6 separate regions of the Homo sapiens genome follow, and regions 2, 3, 4, 5 and 6 are each linked to region 1. Evidence: chromatin contacts called from ENCODE Hi-C or POLR2A ChIA-PET data. All regions are on one chromosome and are shown on one strand. Each heading gives the region's core, a stretch centred on a gene start or an enhancer-like site at or near the end of the contact. The rest is flanking DNA. Distances are from core to core; before and after follow the strand shown. Region 1 holds the start of OSBP (oxysterol binding protein). Region 2 holds the start of CLP1 (cleavage factor polyribonucleotide kinase subunit 1). Region 3 holds the start of TMX2-CTNND1 (TMX2-CTNND1 readthrough (NMD candidate)). Region 4 holds the start of SELENOH (selenoprotein H). Region 5 holds the start of PRPF19 (pre-mRNA processing factor 19). Region 6 holds the start of CCDC86 (coiled-coil domain containing 86).

What was found. Hi-C counts contacts between places; a loop is a spot of excess contacts on that map. ChIA-PET counts read pairs that join two places held with the same protein, here RNA polymerase II (POLR2A). Pooled maps may share reads with other maps.
Region 2: a loop to region 1 is called in a map of CD8-positive, alpha-beta T cell, with 4 times the contacts of the local background. The contact joins the promoter of CLP1 here to the promoter of OSBP in region 1. A Hi-C loop is called at or near these places in 7 of 168 maps with a recorded cell type or tissue (CD4-positive, alpha-beta memory T cell, CD8-positive, alpha-beta T cell, chondrocyte and 2 more), 5 of 37 single-sample maps with no recorded cell type and 17 of 50 pooled maps. POLR2A ChIA-PET finds 5 or more read pairs at or near these places in 2 of 52 experiments (B cell and RWPE1).
Region 3: a map of gastrocnemius medialis shows a loop between it and region 1 (9-fold over the local background). The contact joins the promoter of TMX2-CTNND1 here to the promoter of OSBP in region 1. A Hi-C loop is called at or near these places in 3 of 168 maps with a recorded cell type or tissue (gastrocnemius medialis and naive thymus-derived CD4-positive, alpha-beta T cell), 1 of 37 single-sample maps with no recorded cell type and 15 of 50 pooled maps. POLR2A ChIA-PET finds 5 or more read pairs at or near these places in 3 of 52 experiments (PC-9, activated CD8-positive, alpha-beta memory T cell and naive thymus-derived CD4-positive, alpha-beta T cell).
Region 4: a pooled map shows a loop between it and region 1 (18-fold over the local background). The contact joins the promoter of SELENOH here to the promoter of OSBP in region 1. A Hi-C loop is called at or near these places in 9 of 50 pooled maps. POLR2A ChIA-PET finds 5 or more read pairs at or near these places in 2 of 52 experiments (H1 and naive thymus-derived CD8-positive, alpha-beta T cell).
Region 5: a map of ascending aorta shows a loop between it and region 1 (11-fold over the local background). The contact joins the promoter of PRPF19 here to the promoter of OSBP in region 1. A Hi-C loop is called at or near these places in 1 of 168 maps with a recorded cell type or tissue (ascending aorta), 2 of 37 single-sample maps with no recorded cell type and 15 of 50 pooled maps. POLR2A ChIA-PET finds 5 or more read pairs at or near these places in 1 of 52 experiments (PC-9).
Region 6: a loop to region 1 is called in a pooled map, with 10 times the contacts of the local background. The contact joins the promoter of CCDC86 here to the promoter of OSBP in region 1. A Hi-C loop is called at or near these places in 15 of 50 pooled maps. POLR2A ChIA-PET finds 5 or more read pairs at or near these places in 2 of 52 experiments (Caco-2 and K562).

The regions. Positions count from the first base shown.
Region 1 is chr11:59,613,431-59,618,242 of GRCh38, reverse strand. OSBP (oxysterol binding protein) reads left to right here and starts at 2,469. Exons shown (of 14, transcript NM_002556.3): 1 at 2,469-2,940. The coding sequence starts at 2,579. LOC101927226 (a long non-coding RNA gene) reads right to left here and starts at 2,289. Exons shown (of 3, transcript XR_001748237.2): 1 at 2,068-2,289. RefSeq lists an enhancer at 2,007-2,096 and silencers at 2,297-2,596, 2,617-2,836.
Region 2 is chr11:57,655,851-57,660,662 of GRCh38, reverse strand. It overlaps CLP1 (cleavage factor polyribonucleotide kinase subunit 1), which reads right to left and starts at 2,901. Exons shown (of 3, transcript NM_006831.3): 1 at 2,803-2,901; 2 at 581-1,208. The coding sequence starts at 1,186. RefSeq lists an enhancer at 3,258-3,427.
Region 3 is chr11:57,710,267-57,715,078 of GRCh38, reverse strand. TMX2-CTNND1 (TMX2-CTNND1 readthrough (NMD candidate)) reads right to left here and starts at 2,556. Exons shown (of 21, transcript NR_037646.1): 1 at 2,272-2,556. MED19 (mediator complex subunit 19) reads left to right here and starts at 2,864. Exons shown (of 5, transcript NM_001317078.4): 1 at 2,864-3,116. The coding sequence starts at 2,900. TMX2 (thioredoxin related transmembrane protein 2) reads right to left here and starts at 2,486. Exons shown (of 8, transcript NM_015959.4): 1 at 2,272-2,486. The coding sequence starts at 2,460. RefSeq lists a silencer at 2,894-3,233.
Region 4 is chr11:57,737,929-57,742,740 of GRCh38, reverse strand. It overlaps SELENOH (selenoprotein H), which reads right to left and starts at 1,250. Exons shown (of 4, transcript NM_170746.4): 1 at 1,024-1,250; 2 at 787-932; 3 at 494-624. The coding sequence starts at 1,145. The coding sequence ends at 524. TMX2 (thioredoxin related transmembrane protein 2) reads right to left here. Exons shown (of 8, transcript NM_015959.4): 3 at 4,715-4,812; 4 at 4,311-4,387; 5 at 3,971-4,077; 6 at 3,702-3,767; 7 at 3,481-3,610; 8 at 1,768-2,642. The coding sequence ends at 2,496. All of the region lies in intron 2 of TMX2-CTNND1 (TMX2-CTNND1 readthrough (NMD candidate)), which reads right to left. RefSeq lists enhancers at 739-908, 1,059-1,108, 1,429-1,548.
Region 5 is chr11:60,904,029-60,908,840 of GRCh38, reverse strand. PRPF19 (pre-mRNA processing factor 19) reads left to right here and starts at 2,256. Exons shown (of 16, transcript NM_014502.5): 1 at 2,256-2,477. The coding sequence starts at 2,459. PRPF19-DT (PRPF19 divergent transcript) reads right to left here and starts at 2,062. Exons shown (of 2, transcript NR_186697.1): 1 at 1,998-2,062. RefSeq lists enhancers at 1,804-1,923, 2,037-2,624 and a silencer at 2,564-2,663.
Region 6 is chr11:60,839,983-60,844,794 of GRCh38, reverse strand. It overlaps CCDC86 (coiled-coil domain containing 86), which reads right to left and starts at 2,682. Exons shown (of 4, transcript NM_024098.4): 1 at 1,913-2,682. The coding sequence starts at 2,670. CCDC86-AS1 (CCDC86 antisense RNA 1) reads left to right here. Exons shown (of 2, transcript NR_182293.1): 2 at 2,815-2,989. RefSeq lists enhancers at 2,257-2,486, 2,393-3,592.

The DNA of each region.
Region 1 (4,812 bases), core at 1,220-3,719:
CAATTAAGCATTTGATTGTATCTCTTTAAGTTTTTTTTCAAATTTAGAACAATCACCCCTGACCATTTTTATGACATTGATTTTCCTTGATCTTTATGTCTTATCTTCTATAAAATAGTTGTCTTATAGAATGCTTCACGTTCTTGATTTATCTGATTATCTCCTTGGGGTTATGGTTCAACTGGTTCCTCCAGCCCAGTAAACTGGAGTTTAGATCCAAAGCCTTGATTAGATTAACTTTCAGTATTTTGGCAAGAAAACACCATTAAGTGATGCTGTATACTTTATGCTGCAGCACACTGGGAACTTCATAAAAATGTTGGTTGTCCAAGGGTTACTGATACACATTGGATAACTGGGTTAAGGTGGGGACTGCCAGATCTCCCCATTGTAAAAGTATGTTTCTCCTTTGTGATGGCAAGTAACCTGTGAGATGTGTTTGGCAACACAACTCACATGTTTGTAGCTATCTACAGTTTATCAAACACATTCAAACGCACTTAATCACAACAGCATCCCTGTGAGGTTTTATTCCTGTTTAACATAAGTGAAAACTGAGACTTGGAGTGCTTAAATAATTTTCTCAAAGTAATAGACCCAGTAAGTAGCAAAAGCAGGACTCAAGCCTAAATGGATTAACTCTAGCTCAGTTAAAAAAAAAATTAATCCCAAATAGCCTACATCTAATAGCAGATTTTATTTTGCTCTACACATTCAGAGAAATTCACTAGTAATGAGCTATACAAATGATCCCTGATAGTAAAAATTGCAGATTTTTAAAGAGTATTCTCTCTCCAGAATTCAATAAATACTTCGCTTCTTTTGAAACGATTTTCTTAAAAAGGATACTTTAATTTATTGACACTGGGAAGCACATTGGCAAAGAAAGTCAATTTCTTTTACAGTATCTAATAGCTATTTCTATTGCCTGTTCAAACTAGCAAAATGTAACAGATGCTAGATTCCCTAAAGTACGGCGCTTTAGGTTACATTTGCAACAATAGCTTACATCTAAATGTTACATTAGTTACTGAATTTGTAATCTTCACAAATGTGTGAATAGTCAGTTGATCAAAAATAACGATTTCCTGCTACAAGAGAACGCATAGCAGAAAATGTTCCCAACACAAAGATAATGTTTGAGATGATGGATATCCCAATTACACTGATTTGATAATTATACATTGAATACATGTATCACAATATCAGATGTATCCCTGAAAATATGTACAACTATATCAGTTTAAAGATATAAAAAAAATTTTCTGTCCAAAGTTAAATATGTACAACTACGATATATCAGTTTAAAGATACAAAAAATAATAATTTTCTGTTCAAAGTTAAGCATATACATGGCACCTATGATGCTAAAACCAAGGGCCTTTAGGTCTGGAAGAGACACATAAAGTCAGGTCCTCGCGAATCTACTTCTGAAGGGGACAGAATCGGTATAGGCATATGACAGTCTAGAATCAAGACACAAGGGGTGTGGAGCGATAAAGAGCAAACAGGGAAGGGAACTAGGGGGACCATGGATCCAGGAAGGGGCTGGAAAAGCTACTTCTGGGCACCCCTGGAATCTGGGTATCCAGCTTCGAGTTAGAAGGGGGTCCTTCAAGAGAGCCTCAGGCGGGGGCTGACTGCCGAGAGTTACTCTGTCCTCCAGGTTCTTCCTAACAAGAAGCTACGAAGTTCTTATTCAGAAAAACGGAACACGACATCACACCCACGTGAAAAAAACGCTTTTAAGAGGCCAAGTCACTTTCACCTCCCACCAACTTGCCAAAGGCTGAAAGCAGGCGGACACGCCCCCAAGCGCTCTTCTCCGATTTCATTGGTTGCCCCGGCCTGCTCCTCATTAGGTCTCTCTCACTGGTCAGCAATGCCGCTTTCACAGCCAATTCTCAGAACCAATCATCTCCAACTATTGCCCCGCCTCTCCACCACGTGAGTGGCATAGGTGCCAACCAATAAAAAAAGAAAATAAGGATGTAAAGACGAGACTCCTTCCCTTTTTCCTCAACTCGTTCAGTAAATGGTAGAAAAGGTGGAGCAGCTGATACCAACCACCAATCCATGAGGGCGGAAAAGGATGATGAGAAGAGCGATGGGAGGGGGTGACGTGGCAGTGACAGGCGCATAAACTGAAATGAATGGCGGAAACAGCAGCCAATCGGCGATCAGATTGGCCGGGCATTCCGCATTCTCCCGTCCTCCCTGAGCGCTGGAAACTTCAGGAAAGCACCAATGAGCTTCCCCAAAAGTCTGATTGGCCTTTATCTGAACCAATCAAAGGTGGGTCTGGCGGACGCGTCCCACCCCAGGCTCTCACTGGGCGCTGTAGAATGACAGGCCCGAGAGAAATGCCAATATCCGCGGGGTCTTCCTCAAGTGACACTCAGCGGCACCAATCGACGTCCTTCTTCCCGGCGGCCGAGCCCTCCTCCCCGCGGCTGGCCGGGCGGGGCGGGGACGCTGCGCGGCGGTGGCTGATGCGGTAGCCGTGTGGGGCGCTCCGGGCGGCGACGGCGGCTCTCGTAGGCGGTTCCGGTCTTGTATCTCCAGGCGGCGGCGGCTCATGGCGGCGACGGAGCTGAGAGGAGTGGTGGGGCCAGGCCCGGCAGCCATTGCAGCACTTGGCGGCGGCGGCGCCGGTCCCCCAGTGGTGGGAGGAGGCGGCGGCCGCGGAGATGCGGGGCCAGGCTCCGGGGCCGCGTCAGGGACGGTGGTCGCGGCGGCGGCGGGAGGCCCGGGCCCGGGGGCCGGGGGAGTGGCGGCGGCTGGCCCGGCCCCTGCGCCGCCGACTGGGGGCTCGGGCGGCTCGGGCGCTGGGGGTTCGGGCTCGGCTCGAGAGGGCTGGCTCTTCAAATGGACCAATTATATCAAAGGCTACCAGCGGCGATGGTTCGTGCTGAGCAACGGGCTCCTGAGCTACTACAGGTAACTGCTTCCGGGGCGCTGTCGCTCACCTTGCCTCCCCCATATCTGCCAACAGTCCCAGCTCCGGCATTACCGCCAGCCGGCACCGCAGCCAGGGTTGCCCCAGGCCCCTTTTCGTCATCTGTGCGGATTGACAGCCCAGGGGTCGGAGCCCACTGTCACGAAAGTGAAAAGCCCCTGGACGTACACCTCCCCTCCCCTCGGGTTACCCACTCTTGGTGCCTTATCTTCCCTTCGCTCCCGGCCTTTCCAGTCATTAGTCGTTTGGAGAGCGTCTGTGCTTCCATTGTATTTCCACCAGCACATGGGTGCAATTATTAATTCTGCAAGCAAGGCACTGGTGTAGGTACTAAGGGAACACATGCAGCAGAACAAACCCGAGGCACTCCTCCCAAGGAACTTACAGTGGAAGTCCCAAGTTGTAGCTGTCAGTGCCCAGTCTCCAAAACTCAAGGTTATTCGTAGCTCTGGATGTACCCGTCCTTGCTCCCTTCACATTCAGACATAAGGGCATCACACACACAGGGTGGCTTCGGTATTCCGTCCCCTTTCTGCCTTATCTCTCCAAGACTTTGCATGTGCTTTGGCCTCTGGACAGCCCAGAATGGAGATGTGCACCCCAGTGCTGCTTTTATTTTTGCTTGCCCCACCTCCTCCCGTGGAAATGATTAAGTGTTTTATCTGGCATTTCTGTGATTTTTTGGTTAGTTAGGATTAACTTTTATTAAAAGAAGAATCCATGTCTTTGGTGTGATTACTTCTGTTCAACAAGGTTTATTTTGGACTGTTTAATATATATTTATGGTGACTCATAACCTGGCCATCACATGGCACGCTTTTGGGCTAAAAAGGATAGAGGAGTTAAGATAGGTGATTTGGGGACAGGGCGTAAACATTTCCTGAGGGCTGGACAATGTGTCTAGGTGTTTTATATACAGTATTTCATTATAGTATTTTGTTGACTCCCAACAACAACCCTAGGAGTTGGGAAATATTCCCATCTTACTGATGAGGAAAACAGACTTAGCATGGGCAACTTTCCCAAGGTTTTTGAGCAGCTGGGATTTGAAACTACTTCTGTTCACACTAATCTAACCTAAAACTCAGGTTAGTGTGAAATGAATCGGTCAGTTACAGAGATAATTGCTTATCAATAGCAAGTAATTTTATGGATCATGCTTACTATGTGTATTTTATGCAAAAAGTATAAAAGTCTCCTTTAAGGGATATTTTGCTTAATGACATTCCAATTGAAATATTTTTTTCCAGAGACCATCCTCTTTGAGACCCAAAACACTGATGTTGAAGAGCAGCTCACTCTATATTTCTTTTCCTTCACCAGGAATCATTCTGCTACCCAGAGAGTTAGGCTGAACAAGTCTCTTTTCCATCAACTCCACTGTATTGGCTCTTAGAGAATTTTGAGGAGAAATTGAAGGTGGGAGTTGGAGGTTGTTGGCAGGAACACATTTTTACCTGTCCTCTTACAGGGCAAAATGCCTTAGATAGCTCATCCTCACTGCTTAATCAACAGTTGTGAATAATTGTATATTTCATTTGCATTACTGTATTCAGAATTGATTTTAATTATGACCCTTTCGAACTACTTATCCAGGACCATCCATTTAAACTTAGATTACAAATCTAAAATTTTAATTTCCCCAGATTTTTCTCTCATTCAAGTTCATGTTTTCCTGTTATTATTGACCATCATTTTAATGTTTAATTGATTTATATCCTGACTTGTGTCGCAAGTCAATATTAATACTGTTTTTGCATTTTCAAAAATTGTATATCACCTCAGGGCCTTCGTATGTGGTCATTTCTCATCCAAGTTCTTACCGGATCCACTTTCCAGGCCAGTTGATTCTT
Region 2 (4,812 bases), core at 1,652-4,151, 2.0 Mb after region 1:
TTTTTTTTTGAAATGGAGTCTCACTCTGTTGCCCAGGATGGAGTGCAGTGGCACGATCTCAGCTCACTGCAACCTCCACCTCCCGCGTTCAAGTGATTCTCCTGCCTCAGTCTCTGAACAGCTGGGATTACAGGCACCAGCCACCACGCCCAGCTACTTTTTGTATTTTTAGTAGAGACAAGGTTTCACCATGTTGGCCAGGCTGCTCTCCAACTCCTGACCTCAGGTGATCCACCCGTCTCAGCCTCCCAAGTTGTGGGATTACAGGCATGAGCCACTGTACCCAGCCTGAAAAAATGACATTTTTAATGGCTGTAGTTTTGATACCATAACATGGATTTAATTTTTATGTTGCTGCTTCTGCCTCCTGTTTTATGCCCTAAGTGAAAATCTAACAAATTACTAAGAATAGATCCACAGAAATGTTTAACAATCTGAGACTGACATATTTGGAATTGCCTTTCTAAAGTAATGCAGCAGAAATACCAGCTGAGAAAATGCAGTGTTAACTAGTAAACTTCTCCAGTTTCCTACCCTGATAGCAGCCCTTCCCTCCACCCCACCTTTCTCTGGCTCTGACCTTATTATAAAGCTTGATGTTAGTGCCAGGAGTGGTGGAACCAAAATGATACACCAGAGGGGCCTGGATAGAGAAACCCTCTTCGACATCTGCAGGCCGCTCGATGTAGAGGGCCCCCATGGTACCAGGGATGGACACAGAACCCTGGCCCACATCCAGCTCCACATAAGTGGGACGGCGGCCCAAACGCACTGCGTAGTTGAGCAGAAGGCGACACACTGTAGACTTGCCCACATCAGTGGGGCCCACTACCATCACTCGGGGACCTCGCTCTTCTTCCTTTTCCGCTTGCCTCCGCATCTGTTCCAAGGCTGTGTGAGTGTTGAGGTAAAGCAACATAGGAGTGTCCTTGGAGACATAAGCCACCTCAGTGCGGCCGCTCAGTTGCACAGAACAGCCATGCCAAGTGAAAACAGCCACCTTGGCACCAGCATCAAAGGTGAATTTCTTGTTTCGGGTCAGCTCTGTGCCAAAGATCTCTGCCATGCCAGTCAACAACTCCAACTGAACTGACTGAGATGCCTCCACCTCAAAGCGAAGTTCTGTTTCTCGCTCTAGTTCAAATTTAGTGGTTGGCTTCTTGTCATCATTAGCCTCTTCTCCCATCTCTTCTGTGTAGCTGCTGTGCCTAGAACACAAATTAAATATCAGATCTAATTATAAGTCAGTCTTCTGTTACAAAAACATCCAATGGGGCCAGGCATGGTGGCTCACGCCTGTAATCCCAGCACTTTGGGAAGCCGAGGTGGCTGGATCACTTGAGGTCAGGAGTTCAAGACTAGCCTGGCCAACATGGTGAAACCCTGTCTCTACTAAACATACAAAAAAAAAATTAGCCGGGCATGGTGGAGGGTGCCTGTAATCCCAGCTCTTTGGGAGGCCAAGGCAGGAGAATCGCTTGAACCCAGGTGGCAGAGGCTGCAGTGACCCGAGATTGTGCCACTGCATGCTAGCCTGGGCAACAGAGCAAGACTCCATCTCAAAAAAAAAAAAAAAAATCATCCAATGGGCCAGGCACAGTGGCTTAGGCCTGTAATTTCAGCACTTTGGGGCGCTGAGTTGGGCAGATCCCCTGAGCTCAGAAGTACAAGACCAGCCTGGGCAACATGGTGAAACCCCGTCTGTAGAAAAAATGCAAATATTGGCCAGGCCTGGTGGCTCACGCCTGTAATCCCAGCACTTTGGGAGGCCAAGGTGGGTGGATCACCTGAGGTCAGGAGTTCAAGACCAGCTTGGCCAACATGGTGAAATCTCAGTATTTACTAAAAAATACAAAAATTAGCCAGGCATAATGGTGGGCGCCTGTAGTCCCAGCTACTCAGGAGACTGAGTCAGGAGAATCGCTTGAACCCAGGAGGTGGAGGTTGCAGGGTTGCAGTGAGGCGAGATCATGCCACTGTACTCCCGCCTGGGTGACAGACCAAGGCTCTGTCTCAAAAAAAAATAAAATAAAATAAACAAATAAATAAATAAATAATAAAAACATACAATGAATGTTTCCCCTTACCTTGCTTTAATTCTCTCCATATTTCTTATCACCATCGGTCTCACTATATATTGTGTCTTCCCCGCCTCCTCCACCCCAAAATGTAAGACTTAGGCATTTTTGTTTGATACTATATACTGCTTAGAATACAGCTTGACAGACTGTAGGCACCTCAATACATTGAGTGAATTAATGTCTCAGACATCAGAGAAAAACCATACCTACAGACTGACAGAAGATTTAATTATATCACCCTCCATCACTCTATTGGTAAACTCCAAACTTGAGAAGGTAACAGATGCCCTGACCCCAATCATCCTAGTCAACAGGAAAGGGCGTCTGAAATACGGATGCAAAGCAGAGCACACCGGGTCTGAACTCAGAAAACAGCCTAATCCTCGTCTCTGTAACTACTAGTAGTGTCTTTAGACAATCACTTAACTTCTCTGAACCTTTGAAGCTGTCGACTGGAAGCACTTACACTTCCTCAAATACAGTGTTGTTCTTGGGGTTTACAGGAATTGTGGGAGGAAAAAAAAGCACTTCGTAAACTAGAAAACGGCAAGGAAACGATATGAATTATTTCTGATCCTGGACTGCAGCTCTAGCTCCAGCATTTGTCCCAACCTTCCCAGACACCAAAATCTCCCCAAGACACCAAAATCTCCCCAGACACCAAAATGTCCCCAGACCCCAAGGAGGTGACAGTTGTGTTCCTGCCCTTTTTTTAACTCACCTGCGCAGCCAGGAGCCCAACAGGTAAACTCAGAAGGTCCTCCCGTGCAGAATTTAAACCAAACTACAAGCGGTTCTTGCCCGGACCCACGCCGGAAACAAACGCAGTTCCGCACTTGCGCTGTGAAAGGACACGCGGTCGCGCGCTGCCCTTTGGGATGTGTAGTTTGCCGGAGCAGCCGAGAGCGGGTGCACTCGCTAAGCCGCTCGGCCTTCTGGGAGTTGTAGTCAAAGGATTGTTTTGAACGTGACGCCAAAGGTGGGAGGGGCGGCTGTTGTCATTATTCGTGCAGCCGGAGGGAGGGGTGAGGAGGCGTGGCGGTTGCGCCCCCGCGCTGGGCAGGGACAGGTCGAGGGACCAGGCTTCGGCAGTGCGCGTCCGCGGCGGGAATCTCGCCCCAGATTTCCTGCTCCCCTGCAGCCCAGGAAACAGAAGGGAGGCCCGGGAGAAAGAGAGACTCACTGTCTCGGTCTAGGTCCCGCGACGGCCTGCTTGCCTGGACAAGCCACGAAGCACAAAATCCTTTTTAGGCAGGGGGAAACCCAGGGATAGAGAAAGCGGAGGAAGACAGCCTGACAGAGGTTTCACCAAGCTGTCATCTCCCACCTGACACAGTGCTTGGCACATGGAAGGCATTTCAAATTTTTTTTCTTTAATAAAAGAATAAAAATCCGATGATTTCTTCCAGCTACAAGTCAGTCATTACCCAACAACCTCTCTCCCACTAAACGAGGATTTTTGTTAGGCACTCATTTCCCTCCATAAATCCCTGACAGTTACAGGTCAGTCATTTGCCCCGCAGCCAACAGGTTCCACCACGTCTATAATCCTCTTTTTACTACCTTGGGCTTTGGAATCTTATATTATTTGCTATACTGCTTACATTACTGTGTGACTTTGAGCAAATCACAGGCTTCATCTCTCTGAGATCGTTTTTTTTTTTCTTTTTGTTTTTGAGACAGGGTCTCACTCTCTCGCCCAGGTTGGAGTACAGTGCCGCGAACATGGCTCACTGCAGCCTCGACCTCCTGGGCTCAAGCGTGATATCGTTTTTTGTCTGCAAAGTTGGGATAATAACAGTGCCCAACCTCCTAAAGTTGTTTTGACGATTGCAGGAATGTGCCTGTAAAGTACTAAGTACAATGCCTGTAATATAGAAAAAAATCTGATATCAGCTTTTACGTTTTTATTATAGGCTGGGGCGGAAGGGGCTATAATATCATTCATTCGTGCAATACTTAACATTTTTCAGATCCCTTTCAGGCATCTTCTTTCACAGCCACCCTGTAAAGACAGCTTTATTATATCCAATTTCAGATGGGGGAGGAGACTCAGATAGGTGCAGAGGTTTGCCCAAACATTAACAGCCATTGGTAGAGCTAGGACTCAAACCCAGAGTTTCTGAGTCCGGTTATAATAATAGTAAACATTTAGGCCAGGCGCGGTGGCTCACGCCTGCAGTCTCAGCACTTTGGGAGGCCGAGACGGGCGGATCACCTGAGGTCAGGAGTTCGAGACCAGCCTGACCAACATGGTGAAACCCCATCTATACTAAAAATACAAAAATTAGCTAGGCGTGGTGGCGGGCGCCTGTAATCCCGGCTACTTGGGAGGCTGAGGCAGGAGAATCGCTTGAACCGGGGAGGCGGAGGTTGCAGTGAACTGAGATCACGCCACTGCACACCAGCCTAGGCAACAGAGTGAGACTCTGTCTCACAAAAAAAATCACATTTAAGGCAGGGCGTGGTGGCTCACGCCTGTAATCCCAGCACTTTGGGAGGCCGAGGTGGGTGGATCACGAGGTCAGGAGATCGAGACCATCCTGGCTAACATAGTGAAACCCCGTCTCGACTAAAAATACAAAAAAATTAGCTGGGCGTGGTGGCAGGCGCCTGTAGTCCCAGCTACTAGGGAGGCTGAGGCAGGAGAATGGCCTGACCCCGGGAGGCGGAGCTTGCAGTGAGCTGAGATCCTGCCACTGCACTCCAGCCTGGGCGACAGCGCGAGACT
Region 3 (4,812 bases), core at 1,307-3,806, 1.9 Mb after region 1:
AAGAATGCTGACAAATAAAGGTTTCTGATAACTTTGAAACTGTATCACCGGACTGGGTAAAAATTTCCAAAGTCTAATGAAAATAAAACTGGACTCATAAAATTGCTAACCTCCAGACTAATGTTTTCCATTTTTCACCCACTCTTCTGACTTAGAATCACTAAAAATTAAAACGGCCTTTTTTAGCTTGGCGCAGTGGCTCACACCTGTAAATCCCAGCTCCTTAGGAAGCCAAGTCAGGAGGATCCCTTGAGCTCAGGAGTTCAAGACCAGCCTGGGCAACATCAAGAGACCCCACCTTGAAAAAAAATTTTTAAAAATTAGCCAGGTGTGTAGTGCATGCCTTTGGTTCCAGCTACCTGGAAAGCTGAGGTGGCAGGATGGCTTTGCCCAGGAGGTTAAGACTACAGTGAGCCATGATCACATCACTGCACTCCAGCTTGGATGACAGAGCAAGACCTTGTCTCAAAAAAAAATCCAAAAAACTAAAAACCCTGCCTTTTTCCTAAGGCCTTACCAGCTAAAGCTAGTCAACGTGACTTTGAAAAAAAAATCACCACAAAAGCTTATATTTGGACAAACTTTACACACAACCTACAATCTAGGAAAATAGATTGCTATTAATCTTCCCAATTGACTGCCCTCCAGACTCTAAAGAAACTAGTTTATAGACTATACCAGATATTAAGCTTTGTTTGTCTTGTTCCATAGAAATGTCTCTCTTATTAAATACCTGTTTGCCTACATCATATACAGAGGCCTAGCTTTGAGAACTCATCTACAATGCCATCTTCTGAAATGAGACACAACAATTTAATTGAACTGGACTATCCCCCAAAATGAGAGGCTGGTTTAATGGGATCCTTTGCCGCTCAATTACTAGCCCGATTTCTCTCTCCACAGACACCAACTCAGCTTATAGTGAAACTTCTAAGGAAGTTTCAGACAAAGGAAATAAAGAAGACCAGGGACTCACACCCCAAAATATGGCATCCTGTATGCTAATCATTTTAAATTAAAGGTCCCTGGAAACCAGCAGATACTGGAAGCAGCTTTACTCTGATAACTACCTTATCTGCCTAAAGTCCAGACCTGTCAAAGAAGACAACAATTACTTCTGGTCTCTTCCCTGAGTTTTCATTAACTTACTTCAGTACAAGAAGAAAGATGGAAGCCTGTCAACACACCTGGACAGATTTTTGTCAGAAACCATTGTCTGCTCTGCAGGCCCAACAGTCATTGTCCCAGGCCACTGTATGTTCTCCAGGCCACTGAATCACCCTAAAAATCATTTACGATCCACCTTAAAATCACCCACATTTTCCCATCTCCCATATTCCTATGAAAGAGGGTATATAAGCATCTGTACCCCACTGGGTCATTCTCCTGCAATTCCCTCATGCTATGCACGTTAAAATAAAATTTCTATGCCTTTCTCCTATTAATGTGCCCTTTGTCGGTTGATTTTTCAACAAACCCTCAGAGAGCAAAGGGGAAGCTTTTCCTTGGCCCCTACATGCTATATGGCAGAAGGGAAAGTGCTTTAAGTTTATGTTCCGAGCAGTCCCTCCACCCATACCAAGGAAGCACAGCAAGGAGCTTGGGACACTTCCCAAAGAAATCCCAAAGATTTCTTTACAACGTATTTTTTACAATTCCTTTACAGTAGCCCCCAAATTTTATCCACTTTCGCATCTTCAGGATCAAGCAGAGTGCCTAGAGTGTACACTCTAGAAATGTTTATTGAATTAAGAAGCGGCTGACAGTGTTGTGCAGGTAGTGTGGCCAGAAGAGTAGTTTCAAGTCCCAGGCACTCATTAGTTGTATGACCTGGGGCAAGTCACCTAAATATACCGAGATCCATTTCTTCACCAATGAAACAGGAATATTACTACTTGCCTTGTCTACCTTACTGGCTCCTCAGGAGGCTTTACATAATGAGCGGCACTGTAAAACGTTATACACGTGTATGTACAGTTTTGATAGGGCTGTTAATTAGTCTCAATGGTGAAACAGAAAGAAACCTGGACTCAACAGTCAAAAGCTGTTGGGCCGTTGTGCATGGGCTACGACTAACATGTTCCGTTTTCCCATCTTAAACACAAAGTTTAGACTCGATGATGGTTCGGACCCTGCACTTAATAGTCTCTAAGTCCGCTACAGGCTCGGAACCTCAGGTGTCCTCAGAGAGGTAAACCCCAGGGTTCCCAGATACACCTGCAAGGGCAGGGACAGTCAAGGTCGCGGGGTACTAACACGCGGGAGGCTCACCCAGTCAAAGTCACACGGGTTACCGTCTTCGCGTTGGGTGGGCAGACCGTGGCAGAGCGGCGGCAGTTTCCTCACGAGTAGGAAGGCAGCAGAGAGCAGGGCCGACAGAAGGTAGTAAGGTTGGGCGAGCCATCGTGAAAGTCGCGGCACCGAATACACGAGAGCAATTAGAGGTGCCAAGACCGCCATCTTTTCGGCCGTAACGGCCACTGCTCGCCGGCGTCGTAGGTCTCGCCCCGCCTCCCCCACCATAACGACTGCTATTGGGCTATATCGCAAACGTACGGCCTCTAAACCCGGATGTAGTTCTCTGAACGCTGTGGTAGGTCAGAACCCAAAAAAGAACTTAATATTTTATTGGTTAGTCTAGTTGTCGCTTTATCCGCCTAAGTCATTTTATTGGACTGTAGCAAGCAGAGCTAGCAGAAGACTCTAATAAGGTTAAATAGCACTTCCTGAACGTTCTCATAAGGCGACGGAAGTAGTTGTTGAAAAAAGGTAGGCGGTGCCTGAGGCATCCAATGACAAGCGGCTCCTTGAGAAAGGGCGGGGGGGTACTCCTTGAAAGCATTGTCCAATGAAAATTACCAACGGCAGACACGGAGACAGCGCCGGGGCGGAGGGTACGATGGAGAATTTCACGGCACTGTTTGGGGCTCAGGCTGACCCACCACCGCCCCCAACCGCACTCGGCTTCGGACCAGGAAAGCCTCCACCCCCGCCACCGCCTCCTGCGGGCGGGGGACCCGGCACGGCCCCGCCTCCCACCGCGGCCACGGCTCCTCCTGGCGCGGACAAGTCAGGAGCTGGCTGTGGCCCTTTTTACCTCATGAGGGAACTGCCAGGTGAGTACTCGGCCTTGCCAAAGCCAGCCAATCAAATCTTAGAGAGGAGGTGATGGGCGTGGCTCTCAGCCGGCTAGCGGAGGTGCGAGGTAACCTAGGCAACGCATACCCGGACTGTGGAGCCCTAAGTCGGAAGCGCTGTTAGGATTCACAAGCAGAGGGATGACTTGAATTCAACCAGGATGAGTTGAATTCAACCAAAGGGATGAATGGCGGGCAGGGGCGTAGTGCATCTCCGTTACTGTCTTTTGCACCATGTCCAGGCTGTGTCCCTGACACTGGTTTATGTCTCTCTAAAAAATGACCTAGGGCTGGGCGCGGTGGCTCACGCCTGTAATCCCAACACTCTGGGAGGCGGAGGCGGGCGAATCACCTAAGGTCAGGAGTTCGAGACCGGCCTGGCCAACATGATGAAACCCTGTCTCCACAAAAAACACAAAAATTACCTGGGCGTGGTGGCGTATACCTTTAATTCCAGCTACTCGGGAGGCTGAGGCGGGAGAATCGTTTGAACCCCGGGAGGCGGAGGTTGCAGAGAGCCGACATTGCTCCACTGCACTCCAGCCTGGGCGAACGAGACTCCGTCTCAAAACAAACAAAATCCAGGGTTTGAGTTTGGAACTCGAGAGGCCTGATTTAATATCTTTGGGGACCCAAAGTTTTAGTTACAGGTCTCCCACAGACTTGCTATTGGTTTGGGGCAAGTTGCCATTCTTCCTTCTAAGGTTCCGGCATTTCCTGGTCTGATCAAAAAAGGGATAAGAATCGAACCAAACTCTTCATTCAAAAAATTATTTTGTTGAGTACCTATGTACCAAGCACTTTTCTAAATGCTGGAGACAGTTGTGAACAAGACTGACAAGATGCTTGCCTTTTTTGGGATGTACATTTCAGTGGAGGAGGCATTGTAAACAAGATAATGTCAGAAAGTGGTTAATGCTAGGAAAAGAAAACATGATAAAAATTGAAGGTGGCCAGGCGCGTTGCTCACGCCTGTAATCCCAGCGCTTTGGGAGGCCGAGGCAGAATCCCTTGAGCCCAGGAGTTTGAGACCAGCATGGGCAACATGGCGAGACCCAGTCTCTACAAAATATACAAGATTAACCGGGCGTGGTAATGCATGCCTGTAGCCCCAGCTACTCAGGAGGCTAAGGGAGGAGAATCGCTTGAACACAGGAGGTCGAGGCTGCAGTGAACCAAGATTGTGCCACTGCACTCCAGCCTGGGCAACAGATGAGACCCTGTCTCTTAAAAAAAAAAAATTGAGGGGCAGAACTACTTTAGCTAGAGTGGCCAGAGATGCTCTCTTCACATAGCTAACATTTGAACTAAAATGTAAGCATAGACAAAGGGCCAGCCATGTATGGACAGGAGGGAGAGACAATTGTAGATACAAGAAATGAGGTCAGAAACCCTGATGTGAGAAAAAGCTTAGAATATCTGAGGGACAGAAAATCAGTTGGACTCCAGTGAAGTGAACAAAAGGAAAGAGTGTTAGGGAGAGAGATGAAGCTGGGAGAGTTAGGCAGAGGCTTTTATAAAGCAGTAAAGGCATTTAGATTGTAAATACAAAAGGAAGCCATTTAAAAAATTTTTTTATAGACACAAGGTCTCACTGTGTCACCCAGGCTGGACTGCAGTGGTATAATCATAGCTCACTGTAACCTCCAGTTCCTAGGCTCATGCTGTCGTCCCA
Region 4 (4,812 bases), core at 1-2,500, 1.9 Mb after region 1:
TCCAAATCTCACTCAACATAATAAGTGCAGAACAACATGCCAAAGCACTGTATGAAGCACTAGGGACAAAGACAAGGTCAAAATCCTTGTAACCAAATTTAATGGTATTGTAATGCAGTGTTAACACAGGACAGTAACAGAACACCCAAGAACCAAACAGAAGAGGGTAGGGATAAGCATAAATGAAGTAACATGAAATAAACTTCCAAATGGAAAACTTGTCCATACCCCCAGGGCAAGTCAACTACAGTCTCCCAAAGGACATAAATTCCACTTAGGGCACACTAGACAGAAAACAATATTGTGTCTTTTTTTTGTTTTTTGTTTTCAAATAGGGTCTCCCTGTGTTGGCCATCCACTCCTGCCTCGACCTCCCAGAGTGCTGGGATTGCAGGCGTGAGCTACCCACGCCAGGTGGGTACTTGTAGCCACACCAAGATCAATGCCTTCTCTTCCTCAACAGCGGTCGCGCCCCCCACTTCCCATTTCAAACCTCAGCATGAGGGCTTCTACCCAAATCTCCCTACGACAGGTACTTCTTCAACTCTTCCACCACCTCTTGAGGCTCAGGGAATTTGAGTTTGCGTGGGGGCCCCTTCTTAATCCCAGTCCAGAGCTCCGCACCTGAAAGGCCAGAATGAAGCGAAGTTACAATACTTCGGAACCCACGAGCACGTCTCTGAAGTCATGAGACTGCCGTGGTTTCTAAGAATAGCGCTTCCTGTCTTCGGAACCCACGTCCCTTTCACCCACGTCCCTCTCCCCCACATCCAGGTCCCCACTTACTGCTGCCGTCCGGGCGCAGCAGCGTCACCTCGAAGCTGCCCCTCCGGGGCTTCGTCGGGTTCACCTTTACTGGAAGCTCTGGGGCCTCCAGGCGCAGCGCCTGGCTCAGGGCCGCGGCGTTGCGCCCATAGACGCGTCAGCTAGTGCTAGGGAGAGACGGAGAGGTTAGAAACCGGGGCCCCTGGCCCCCCCCGGCGCCACTGTTCCCTCTCTCCCGTTACTCTCCAGGCCCCTCACCAATGCTCGATAACAACGGTCGCCTCCTCCATTCCCTCCCCGCCGTTCGCCAGCTTCTCTCGCTTCTCGGCTACGGCGACCACCGCGGCCTCAGCCTTACGCTTCCTCCCGCGGGGAGCCATGGCGCCTAGAGCCCGGCCGAGAATGCAGCGGGACTGGTGGGTGGGGGGCGGAGACGCGACCACTGAGCGGAAACTGGGCAACGAAGAGCGCAGCCCGGAAGCTCTGCTCCTACAGCGGAAACCTCTCTCAAAGGAAGGGAAAGCTTGGCCCGCAGCACCCACGTGGCCTGGAGGCGGACCTTGGGGCACAACCACTTTGCAAGCAGGGAGCGGGAAGGTGCGGGAAGCGCCTGACGGAACCACCCATCGCTTCGGGTGGAGGGGACAGGGGACGCTGGGATGGTGAACACAGCAGGAAGGGGCGGAGACTAGGTCCGACTGCTAGCCTCGCTTCGCGCAATCTTTTCTGTACCTTTGCATGGCGCTAAATGTTGTGTGCCACCATCTGCCGCCAAACTCTCCTCCCTGGCAACCGCAGGCCAATCCCAGAGTAAACCCACCACCTAACAACATGTGGCCGCTATTCTAGATTTATGGAAACTAGACTTCTCCAACTCTTGCCAGTCCTGGGGATCAATGCCCGGCATTTGGTGAAACCAAATAGGATGGCCTTTGCCCTTAAGATGGGCAATTCCTCTGCAGTTGTCAGGCTTTTCTAATACAGAAACACACAAACGCGCAATCAAAAGGAAATCCCAATCTTTTTATTACGGAAAGCCATCAACTGGGTGTGGGGAGTATGTCAGAGGGTTAGTGAAAGTCCAGGGGATTTCTCCTCCAAGTCCTACCACACAAAGGAAAGTCTCAAGCCTCTATTCACCCCTTCTCAATCCCCACAAAATAGGGGGTTGTTCAATATTGTCTTCAATGATAAAAACTTTGTGGTTAAAGGTTTCTCCTTAGGACTAGCGACAAAGTTAGGCTTATACTTTTAATGAAGACCATAAACGAAGCCAGAAGGGCTTAAGGAAGCAAGAGTCCTTGGGGGAAAATTCTTAGCGTTCTATACCCCAGCATCTTACCTTAGGGTTAAATCTAGGTCTAACCAAGCTGTGCAGGTCAACTAAGAAGGAATGATGAAACCACAGAGTTTCATGGAGAAACCATGGAGATGTCTGAATAGCTGATAAGCAGTTAACACACTGACCCAAGCTTGGAGGGAAACCATTTCCCCCTCCGTCCTATGAGATCTCTTTCTTGCTCCAGTGAAACAGTTGGCCACAGCATGGCAGGCCTTCCTGTAGGGTGCCTGACAATTCCCTAGATGCCTCTTTAAAATCAGAAGCTGCATGCTGCCCCACCCAGTCACAGCCAAAGGGAAAACATAAATAAAAGGCTGCAGCCTCAGGCTTGTGGTTATGGAAAGAGCCTGGAATTGACAGGAGAGGAAGCACTGCCAAAGTGAGGATCTTATTTATCCTTCTTGTTTTCCCCATCTGACACTGTGGTGGGGGTTGAAGCCACAGGCTGCTCCTCAGGGATATTGTCTCCAGCCTTTGATAGTTTCTTGGCCCGCTGGTATAGCTCATTTAAGTTAAATTCTCGGATCACATTCTCCTGCACAAAAGAGATGCACACGTCAGGATCTGGGTTGGAAGGGAGAGTAAAGAGCCTGGGAAGTAAGAGGTATTTTACACAAAGTCTGGGAAAGGAAGGAGTAAGCAAAGGACAAAAATCTTCCCTAACCTTCCTCTTTTTTAGGTACCCAGAAAAGTCAACTAATAGTTAAATACCCATTATGTGCCAATCACCGTGCCAAGAATTATACCTAAATTATTTAATGTAATCTGCAAAACAACCCTGTAAGCCAGGGGTTATTACCTCCAATTAACTGACAGGGAACCTAACACCTACAGACAATAGGTGCAGTGGCCTTCGAGACAGAATCTTTTTTTTTTTTTCCTGATGGAGTCTCTTGTTGCCCAGGCTGGACCGCAATGGTGCAATCTCAGCTCACTGCAACCTCCACCTCCCGGGTTCAAGCGATTCTCCTGCCTCAGCCTCCCAAATAGCTGGCATTATAGGCATGCGCCACCACACTCGGCTATTTTTGTATTTTTAGTAGACACGGGGTTTCTCCATGTTGGTCAGGCTGGTCTCAAACTCCTGACCTCAGGTGATCTGCCAGCCTCGGCCTCCCAAAGTGCTGGGATTACAGGCGTGAGCCACCGTGCCTGGCCTGAGACCAAATCTTAACTAATGATTGTTACCCAGTACTAGCAGGTCTGCACATAATATATATTTGCTAAATGAATTAAAACATGAGGTCTAGTAACTAGTCCACACCCTCAAAGCTAATGGGCAAGTGGCAGAGCTGTGAATCAAACCCGGGTAGGGCTTGAAAGCCCACCTACTGTTCTGCACCCTTCATGCACCTGCCCTTCCTTTCAGGTACCTCAGAGAAGGTCCATGAGACAGCCCGTCCTTTCTTGTCAATCTGTGGCCGCCGCATTGCCTCCTTGCCACCTTGGAACAGGATCAGGGTAGGGAGTTGCTTGGTGAGGGGTGATGTGCTCACTTTGTACCTGCAGGGCCCAGAAAGTTCTCTAAATGTCCCTGTATGTATCACTCAAAGTGATTTCCCTGCTCAGACCCTCTGCCCAGGTCTTTACATACCGCGTACTAACATCAGTATAGCGTCCAACATCCACCTTCCCAAAATTTAGCCCTGTACAGTTGTATCTGAAAAGAATATATTATTTAATATGCTGAAAAAAAATAATGGATCAAGGAAAGTGGAAGTATAGATATTTAAGAGGGGAGAGGGAGATGCCTTTGGTTACCATGTGTGAAAATCAAGGCCAAAAGAAAAAGAAAAGCCAAAAACAGTGAGAGGGAAGGCACAGCATCTCCATTTCCACCATCCCTCCCTTTGCACTACTCACTTAAGGGAGAGGTCAGCATAGATAGGGGCAAATGATTGGCAGTCATTAGACCAATTGGCAAAGAACTCCACAATCCAAGTGACCCTCTTGTCCCGTTCTAGTTCCTCCTGCCAAATACAGGGAAGAAAAGTCAGCTGGATCCACATAGCCTCCTGGGAAGGTTCAGACTTTAGCATCTAATTCCTCATCCTGGTGTTCCCTCTCCCCCGGCTCTCATAATGAACCACAGTGCCCGTGACATCCATTTTGAAGCACTGTTGTTCCTCCTAGTGAATGGAGAGCACAACTACAAAATCACCCACAAGGGACCCAAGAAACAGAAAGGGGAAAGAGCACTCACATCAATGGTTTTATCATTGAAGTACTTGATATACTCAGGGCCCATATATAGGGGGGGTTTGCACGTCATCAGGAACACTAAATACAGAAAGAAGATGTCGAAGGAAACATAAAAAGCCTTACACAGGGAATTTACTTCCAAACCAACCCAAGGATTTCAGCCCCCAAATAATACACACTTGTGGATATATGTAGACCACCAACACATTCCCTACCTCTACAATAACAGTCTCTGTAAACTGTTATCATCTGAGCTACATATATAATTCATTAGGTATGAGATATGGAAGAAGGGTATGGAGAAACATGTTTGGGATTGCAACTGTTGGGACTGTGGTTTCCACAATCAAGTCTATCAACACAGTCTTACAAAAAAAAAAAAAGAAAGAAAGGCAGTCTCCTCACCTATGCAGAGTGTGATGTAAAGTAGGCCCATGCGAATATCCAAGCGGAAGAAAAGAATTGTGTTGGCCACTTTACTAAACATGAAAATGTTGCCTATA
Region 5 (4,812 bases), core at 1,007-3,506, 1.3 Mb before region 1:
ATTGCCTACATTTCCCCCATCTCCGTCTTTCCTGGGTGCCATTTAAGTAAGCATCAGCCACCTGTTCCTTCTTTGAGCCTCATATTTTGTATTACTCCTGTGCACACTCACACACTAATACACTTGTATGCCTTTTCTCCTGTTATTCTGTCGATTGTCAGTTAATTTCAGCAAATCTTTAGAGGGCAGAGGGGAAACTTTTTTGCTCCATACCCTCATTCAGTTCTCAGCAAAAAAATCAGCTCCTCAGTGATGCACTCTCTAAGTGCCCTGCCTCAAGTAGCCGTTCCTCCAATCCCCAGCACCTCTGTCTACCTTGCTCTGATTTGTTGTATTCATAGCACTTACTACTCTGGAATTTTCTTCTTAAGTGTTGATTGTCTCTGTGCTCCCACCACCCACAGTAGAGTGTAAGCTCCAAGACAGCAGAAACTGTGTCTTTCTTGTTGACCTTTTCTATCTCCAGTTTTTACAATAGGGCTTGGCACATAGGAAGCACCCAATCAATATTTGTTGGATGAATGAAATGCCTGGGGAATAACATGAATAGATATTTCGTTCAAAGTGGATCACTGTCTGCTCTGTGGAAAGTAGATTAGGAGGAGGAGGCCAGGCTGGAAGCAAGGAACAAGTGGGAAGTTACTTTGTTGGTGCAAGACAGAGATGAGATGCCCTTTTGCATATTAACTCTTCATAAGAGTTCAGTGAGTTAGTTCTACCCTTGTCATCACTCCCTCTGTTTTACAGATGAGGAAACTAAGGCATAGAGAAGTTCATACTGCCAATCACCTGAGTGGTGCTAGGATTTGAGCACACAGTCTGACTTCAGAGTCCATGCTCTTGGCCACTATGCCATATTGCCTTTTGTACCTGTAACTTTTATTTTTCTCTCCAAGCTTTTGCTTACGTTGTTTCTTCTTCCGGAATGCCTTTCGTTCTCCTTCTCCTCTGAATACTGCCCACCTGTCAAAGTCCCTCTCACTCACATCCTGTTCATCCTGCCCTTTTGTCTTGATACCTTACAGTCCACACCACGTCTTTTGCATGATTCCTGAGAGTATCTTATCTTACAGATATCCACAAAGAATCATACACTATCTGAGCTGGAAGAGAAATAGAAAATACAAAATCCAAAATACAAAATAAAGAAATTTATAGGAGGCCATTGGTTTGGACTGAGCTCTTCTGCTAGGCCTAACAGACCAAGCTAAAAAGAGTTAGTCCTGCTGAAGCTCCACGCCAATAAGCTGAAACGAAGATCTTTACGACCTTCTGAGTGTGTATGTGTGTGTGTGTGTGTGTGTGTGTGTGTGTGTGTGTAGGGGGGAGCTAAATTCCCAAACAGGCAAGTTTTAGGTGGCATGATAAGTCCCCTCCACTTTAACCTTTACAAGAAAAGTAATTTTGAAATTACCAAATGACCAATCCGCTTTTTGTTCTCTGTTCCTGTTTTCCTCAGTCCTTTTCTGTCTATAAAACCAAGTTCTCCTGTTCAGCTCATTGGAACAACCATTATATTTTATAGTATGAGGCACTGCCCAATTCTATAGAATCGCACCTTAAGTCCCAGCTACTCCGGAGGCTGAGGCAGAAGGATCACTTGAGGCCAGGAGTTCCAGGATGCACCTGTGATAGCCATGATTGCTATGACCGCACCTGTGAATAGCCACTGCCTTCCAGCCTGGGCAACATTGCCAGAGTCCGTCTCTTAAGAAAAAAAAAATCTTTGAACTAAGTTTGTTGTGATTTTGTCTTTTGACAAAGAAGAAAGGGCAATGTGAATTGCCCCAAATCACAGAGCGAAATGGTAGTAGTCAGGACCAAAACACTTTCTTAGCCGTTTTCTTAGTTCTTGTACCCATCTGTTTCTGTATTTTCTTCACCAGGCCATCCAGCAGTGTCTCTTAAAGGGTAGCCCGAGAAACAACTGACTTAGAAAAGCGTGGGGCACAGTCTGTCTACGCAGACCCGAGGAATCTGCATTTTAACAAACTCACTGGGAAATTCTCGCGCACGCCAAGGTTTCAAAGACCAGGGTCCCGTGGCACAGTGCCGCACAGTTGTCAAAACAAGTGCTGTCCAATTGTTTTGGTTTTAAATTCTCACTGCGTCATGGGAAATGTAGTTTCGAGCCTCCTCTCTCCCGACGCCCCAGCCAATCCTCCGGCGCTTTACGGAACGAGCCGAGTCAATCCGGAAATAACCGAGTGTTCGTGGCGGGCCCTTTCCTGCCCGGCTGCATTCTGGGAAAGGGCAATTTCCGTTAGGTGCTGAAGGCTGTGGCGCGCGGCTGTCCCCATTCCCACGTGAAGCGCTACGCTAGCATCGCTCGGCTGGCGGCTCCCAGCTCGCCGCGGAGCAGTCCCGGCAGCAGCGGGGGACCGGAAGTGGCTCGCGGAGGCTCAGAAGCTAGTCCCGGAGCCCGGCGTGTGGCGCCTCGGAGCACGGTGACGGCGCCATGTCCCTAATCTGCTCCAGTGAGTGTTGGCTGCGGCCAAGCGCGGGTCTCAGGAGGCCAGAGAGCGGCGCGGGAGCGTGTGCGGTCCGCTGCGGCGCCCGGGCCGGGGTGGAGGCGGGAATGGGGCGCTCCGGAGGCCGAGCGGCGGCCTGTCAGCACCGGAGCCCCCCCCGTCGGAGCGGGGTGCATTTGCGCAGTGCCCCGCAGTTTACATAGTGCCTGAGGTTTATTGTCGCAGACATTACTGAGGCCGGTCGCCTCATTCTACAGAGTGGAAACAGGTCTGGACAGAGAGAGCTGGTGCAAGGGAAGCAGCCTTAATGTAGGAGTCAGAAAACTCGAGGTCTTGTCCAGGGTCCGCCTCCCATTGGCTTTATGAATTGGCTCAAGGCTCTGGGCCTCGGTTTCCCCATCTGCAAAATCGAGAGCATTGCAGTGGATGTTTTGCGAGGCCTCGCTCGGATAGTCGGAGCTTTTGCAATTTGCAAAGGTCACATGATGAGTTAGAGGTAGAGGCAAGGCTGGCAGCCAGGTATCTGGCTCCCAGCCTTACACTGTATGACTAATAAAAACAGCGCACATTTATAAGCCCTTATTGGTTTACAACGCGCTTCCAAGTCTATGATCTCATTTTATCCTCACAAGAATTCCCTAAAGGAGAAATAAAGATCCTGGTTTTGCAGATGAGGATGCAAGGCGCAGGAAGAGCGGGGCTTATCTAAGGATGCGTAGCTAGTCAGTGGCAGAGCTGGGTGACGTAGTTAGGTGACACGGATCTTGGACCCTGAATCCATGCTTTTTTCATACCTTCCACTATCTTTCCCTTTGATATTTTATCATGACGTACAGACATTTTCCTTTCCCTTTTCGTTGTTTCATCAGATTACTCGTTTCCCCTCCCTTTTGCTATTCACTTCCTTCTCTTCTCAGAACCTGTACATTGATCCAAAGAGGGGGAAGAAGGAAGGGAAATGATGGAAAAGGAATCCCTCACTTTGAAGAAATTACAGCTCGCAAAGTACCTTCACATTTATTGTTTCCTTCCAATCTTCGGGAAGCTCTCTTTTACGTTCCCCAGCACCATCCTTCCTGGCATGGTTCACTCATTTGTTAGATGTTTACCGAGTGCCCTGGGGGCATCTGCATTGTACTGGAAGTGAGAGACCAGCTGTAATCCTTATCCTCAAGGGGTGCACAGTCTACGCAGGCAAGAGTGTAAATGATACCTCTATTGCGGGTTGTTGTGAAGATGAATTACTGTACTGTATGCCTAGAATTGTGCTTGGCACATAGAAATGTGCCATGCAAATGTGCCATGTAAATATTTTTAAATATTTTTATTGTAGCGATTGCCACTTTGCTCCTTGGAATCTTCCAGGTGATAAGTGTCTGTACGCTAATCAGTTGACTGGTAGCTGGTAGACTCAATAGCTTCAGGATGGGGACTGGTCACCTAGGAAGACTAAAGGGTATTAGAAGGTTGGGATTTTCAGTCCTACCCCCCATTTACCTGGGGAAATGAGAGGAACTGAAGTCGTCACTAGTGACCAGTGATTTATTGAATCATGCCTTTGTAATGAAGTTTTCATAAAAATACAAAAGGACAGGATTCAAAGAGCTTCTGTATAGCAGAACATGTGGGGGTTCCTGGAGGGTGGGGTGCCCAGGGAAGGCATGGGAAGCTCTGTACTTCTCCCATACCTCATCCTATGCTCCTCTTCATCTGTATCCTTTGTAATATCCTTTACAATAAACTGGTAAACATAAGTGTTTCCCACAATTGTTTGAGTCACTGTTGCAAATTAATTGAACCCAAAAAGGAGGTCATGGGAACCCTGATTTACAGCTGGTAGATCAGAAGAACAGGTCAAACAACCTGGGGCTTGCGATTGGCATCTGAAGGGGCGGGGAGTCTGGTGGGACTGAGACCTCAACCTGTATGATCTGACACTATCTCCAGGTACCTGGTGTCAGAATTGAATTGGAGGACACCCAGATGGTCACATCTGAGGTCACAGAAGTATTTTGTTTTGTCAGAGAATAGGAGAAACTGAGTTTGTTATTCCTGTATTCTCAGACTTTATAATTTCTTTGATAATCTGTCTGGAGCTATAGACTAAGATGGATGGCAGGGATTTGAATGGCTTCATGTGTATCTCCATGTCATGGAGTAAACTGTATTCATAGAGTACACAATCATTGTTCAGATATGAGGTGGTGATAATGGACTGCTATTCTCTAGGTGCTTGGCACATAGTAGTTGTTAATAATTATTTGTTGACTATATGATTGTCAGATAGTCAGGAGACTATCTCCTCAGTCAGGAGACTAAAGGAAAAGGTAGTTCCATAGCT
Region 6 (4,812 bases), core at 1,433-3,932, 1.2 Mb before region 1:
CACTGGGCTCTGGGGCATCTAGTCATGATAGGTAAGTCCCCACTCTTACACTCTCACGGAGCCTCCGGTTTAAAGGAAAACAGGCAGTCAATAAGAATCACAAATAAATAAGCATTTGTGCAAATGGAGGTGTTACAAAAGAGAAGTACAGCACACAATGATAACATAAAGCATGGGGACTTAACCCTAGTTGGATAAGCCAGAGAGGCTTTTCAGAGGAGGTGACATTTGAACTGAGCCCTGAAACATGAGTGGGGGACTGGCCAGGGAAAGAGCCTTTCAAACAGTGGGAACAGCACGTGTGAAGGCGCTGAGGAAGGAGGGAGCGTCACACATGGGAGGAACATGGAGGGGACAACAGTGTGGAAGCTCTAGTGATGGAGGGGAGAGGAGGGTGGGCCTGCCGGCCTCATTAAGGAGTCTGGAGTGCATGCTCTGAGTGAGCAACAGTGAGTCAGGACGGGTCTGCAGTTGGGCAGGGAGCTGGAACCACACACCCTCTCTCCAGACTTCTTGGTCAAGTGATCTGTGGCCTCCTACTCTGCTCCAGCTGCTGATCCTGTGTCTTGTGTGGGCCCCTCCCTTCTCCCCACCTCTGCATGGGCCCAGCCCCCTCTAGCTCAGCAAGCCCATCTCCCCACCTGCAGCGTGAGTACCAGGACCCCAAGCTTCACCCGCTCAACTTGCTCATCACCCTCTTCCCACCTGAACCAGCCTCCTCCAGTTCCACATGGCCATCAACGGCCCTGCCATTCTCCTGTGACCCCCTGGGACAGGGCAGAGGGGTAGTGCCATCATCCACTTCTCCAACAGTTACAGTCACTCTAGCCTCAAAGTCTCTCCCATGGGAGACTTGCAGTAAATTACTCTGTAAGCCTCAGTTTCTTCTGTTTCATCAGGGGTGGGGGGATAATATCCACAGCCTAGGGTTTTAAGGATACAAGAAAAGGGCCTAGCACGAAGCCTGGCACAGAGTCAGCTTCTTCCTTAAAAACACCCTCCTTCCTCATGGTCCCTCACAGGCATACATCCCTGACTCTCCCCTGTGGTTCCCATTAGCTCGAATTGGAACTGAATCCCACACCTCTCCTTCATGGCAGCCTACACTCTTCCTTCTTCAGATGAGCTACTTCGTTCCTTCATTAAATAAGCATTCATTGGGCATTTACTATGCCCTTGGCACAGAAAGACAAGAAAGATCTCGTGCCTGCCCCTTAAGAAGGTCGCAATCCAATTCAAGGTGGATCTACAGGGATTGGGTAAAGGGGTTTTTTGCACACAGGCTTCGGAATCAGATCTGTGCTCAGGTCCTGTGCCTACCACTCATTTAGCCTTGGTTTCCTCACACAAAAAACAGGAATAATAACACCGCCTGCTTCACAGGGCTGACGTGCAGATTAAGCGTGATGACACATGCTGTTCCATGTTTGAAAGGCTGTTGACTGGTAAATCCTTATTAAGGCTGTTGACTGGTAAATCCTTATATAATCAGTGCTCAGTAATACTTTTTATCTTAAAGGCAAATAACTGTAATAGACTATATTGGATGAAGACCTCACTGCTTTGATCAAGTAATGGCTGGTTTACTTGCTTCTGCTTCTCTCACTAGAGAGGGCAGACAACGGTAAATGTCTGTTGAACGAATACAGACCTGAGGTGCTACAGGAGAGGCCCATAGGGACCCTGAGGAGGAAAGGCATCAGAGAAATTGATCTTTGAGGGCCTGGCCCCACCCTCTCCGGGATCCCAGGGCATTTTACCACATTCTGATTGTAATTACCTGTTTGCTAACATCCCCACTAACGTGAGCTCTCTCTAACCCTGGGGCTATTCTCCAGGCTGCAGCAGGGCAAAGGCGGGGTCCCAACACCATAGAGAACGCCACCCCTGTCCATGCTGTCCCCCACTTCACCTTTTCTTGGAGCGGTCCTTCCACACTCGCCCCGATTTGGGCTTCCCCTTCGGGATTACAGGAAGCTCCTCTTTATTCAACTTCTTGGACGCTGGGGCCTGGGATGAAGAACCTTTTCGCTTCTTTGCCCCGAAGCCGCCTGTCACCGTCTCCCCAGCTGGAGGTGGCTTGCTCGGCTCATGCTGACCCCGGGGGGAGCCAGGTGCCCTGGGTGTCAGCTCCAGTAGTGGCTGAGAGGGCTCCGGACCGGGAGCTTGCTGACCGGGGTAAGGCTCTGGTGATCCTGGGACCGGCGGTAGCTGATGCTGGGGGGCCCCCGGGGTCAGCTCCTCCTTATTCTGGGCCAACTCCGAGGCCAGTACTCCCTGGTCCTGAGAACACTTTGGTGCCTCCTCACTTGGCTTCGGCTGACATCGTGGGGATTCAGGACTGTACTCTGGCTGTCTTTGAGGCGACTCCAGGTGTAGGTCTTGCTGACGCTGGGGGGACGCTGCGCCTGGCTCTGGCTGCCCTTGGGGTGACTCCAAGCCTGCACCCTGCTGCAGACGGGGTGATCCTGGGCTTGTCTTCGGCGGCCTTTCGGGGGACCCCAGGCCAGCCCGCTGCACACTCGGAGGAGACCCGGGCTCCCTCGTTTCTTCTGGGTTCGACTCGAACTCCACAAGGGCCCGTCTCGTCCGCGAAACTGAGGTGAGGCTCTCGGGGGATTCGGGCCTTAGGCCTCCCAGCCGTCGGCTGCGCCTTAACGGTGTATCCATGGCTCAGCCGGTAAGTTTCCACACCCCTGCGCACGTGCAGCCCCCGCCGAAACCGGCGCCTTCCTATGACGTCAGGAGTCGCCGCGTCCGTGACGCACAGGAGGGGGGCTGTTGCTGAGGCGGCCATGTTGGTGAGGGGTGGAGAGGCGGGACCGGGGTTGGGGAGAGTGGGGCTCAGCATGCGCATGCGCAATTCGCGCGAGCGCAGTCAACATGTGATTGATGAGCCAGTCTTTTTCCTGGGATTCGCTTTTGCCTTTCTTGCAAAGTTTCCTGGGGAAAGAAGAGCGAGCAAGTAGAAAAGGGAAAGTGGGAGGACCCATTTCAGGGAGAGAACAGAGTCGAAAAAAGGTCCGAGGAGCCCATAGGCAAGGCCCAGTGGATGTTTTGCAGCCAACTCCGGTGCAGTTGGGCAGAGTCCTGCCCTCCTTGGGCCTGTTTTCTCATTTGTAATAGGGGTCATTTTGCACTAGCTTCGTGCATCCCAAATGATCCTGTCAGAGTCCTCCTCCCACCTACCTGAGGGACTGCTACCTGGGGGTCCTGGAGGTGGAAGATCGGTCTTTTCTGTGTTAATTGTTCACACTCTTGATTCTTCCGTCCTGTGCTTCCGTATATAATCCATAGCTCTCCCTCCCTTTTCAGCGTTTTCAACGTTTGTGAGGGAAGTTGAGGTACCAATAAGATGCACCACCTTTGTCCTGTGGCTCACCTGGGCCCTCGACCAGCTGCATATCCTCCCACGTCCCTCTTCTTCTACCCCAGTTCTAGAAACGGGTTGGATCATCTCCGATCTTCCTTTCAGCCCAGACAGTGGTTTTTGCTCGTGTGTGAACCTGCTTCGCCTCCCCTCCCTTCCCTTGCTATTCACCTGTAAATGTACTTTGCTTACTAAGCACTTTGGGACCTCACCAGTGAGCAGGTGTTGACTTCTGGACCTCCCAAGGCCTAGAGAAGACTCTCGGGATGTGGGGTTGGGGAATGTGGGGCTGTGGAGACTTTCGTGTGAGACCTAGGAGTGGGGCTTTGATTTACTTACAGCATGCTTCTTAGGAAGAACATCTTGGAAGTGGCCCAGTTGTGTAATTCTTGGAACTGCCTGGGGTTGGCCATTAAAGGTCCCAGGGCCCCGTCTGACATTCCAGTGGTTTCTTTTAGAAACCATTGTTTCTCCAGCTGCGGGCTTGTGAGAGGGCCTGGGAAATTGTCCAAGAATATCAGGGATCAGAGTGTCCTCATCTTCCTCATGTTCCTGAGTCAAGGAGACCCCTGCAGGGGGGCTTTGCCTGCCTCACTGCTCCTCTCCGGCCATGCAGCTGTCCACAGCAGAAGCAGCCGGGACACCTCCTTGCCCAGCTCTTCCACCCCCCAACTGTCAGAGGAGTGAGTTCCATTCAGTTCCTTAAATGCCCTGCCCCTGCCTGGAGACCCCAATGATCTGACACTCAGAACCAAGCCCGGCAGGTGTTGCCAGAGTGCTGGAGGAGACTGTATGCCCCTCTGCCCTGCTCCAGTCCCCCTTGGCTTGCCCTGCCTCCTAAGCTCTTGTCCCCAGCTGGAGGGATCACTCTCCAGTGCCGATTGGATCATATCCTAGTCTAGCCTGAAATACTTCAGAGGGTGATCTCAGGTTTTCACCAGAGAGAGGGAGATGTGTTTTAGAGGAGGCCTTTGGGTGGCCCCCAGACATTTGGAGGCACTTTGTCAACCTCAGCATCAGATGGGCTCTGGCCCAGAACCCCCTACTCCCACATGAGCTCAGTTTGTCATTGTCATTATACATGGTGTGCAGAGGCCCAGAGGAGACTCCTGAAATTTTCAGAAGCGCCTGGTGTGGCGATCGCTGTTGGGACCCTGTCTCCTTACACTCCTTTGCTTTCTTTTAAAAATTATTATTATTTTTGAGACAGGGTCTTGCTCTGTTGTCCAGGCTGGAGTGCAGTGGCACAATCACAGCTCACTGCAGCCTTGACCTCCCAGGCCCCAGGGATCCTCCCACCTGAGTAGCTGGCACCACAGGCTCATGCCACCATGCCTGGCTATTTTTTTTTTTTTGTAGAAACGGGGTCTCCCTGTGTTGCTCAGGCTGGTCTTGAACTCCTGGGCTCAAGTGATCCTCCTGCCTCGGCCTCCTGAAGTGTT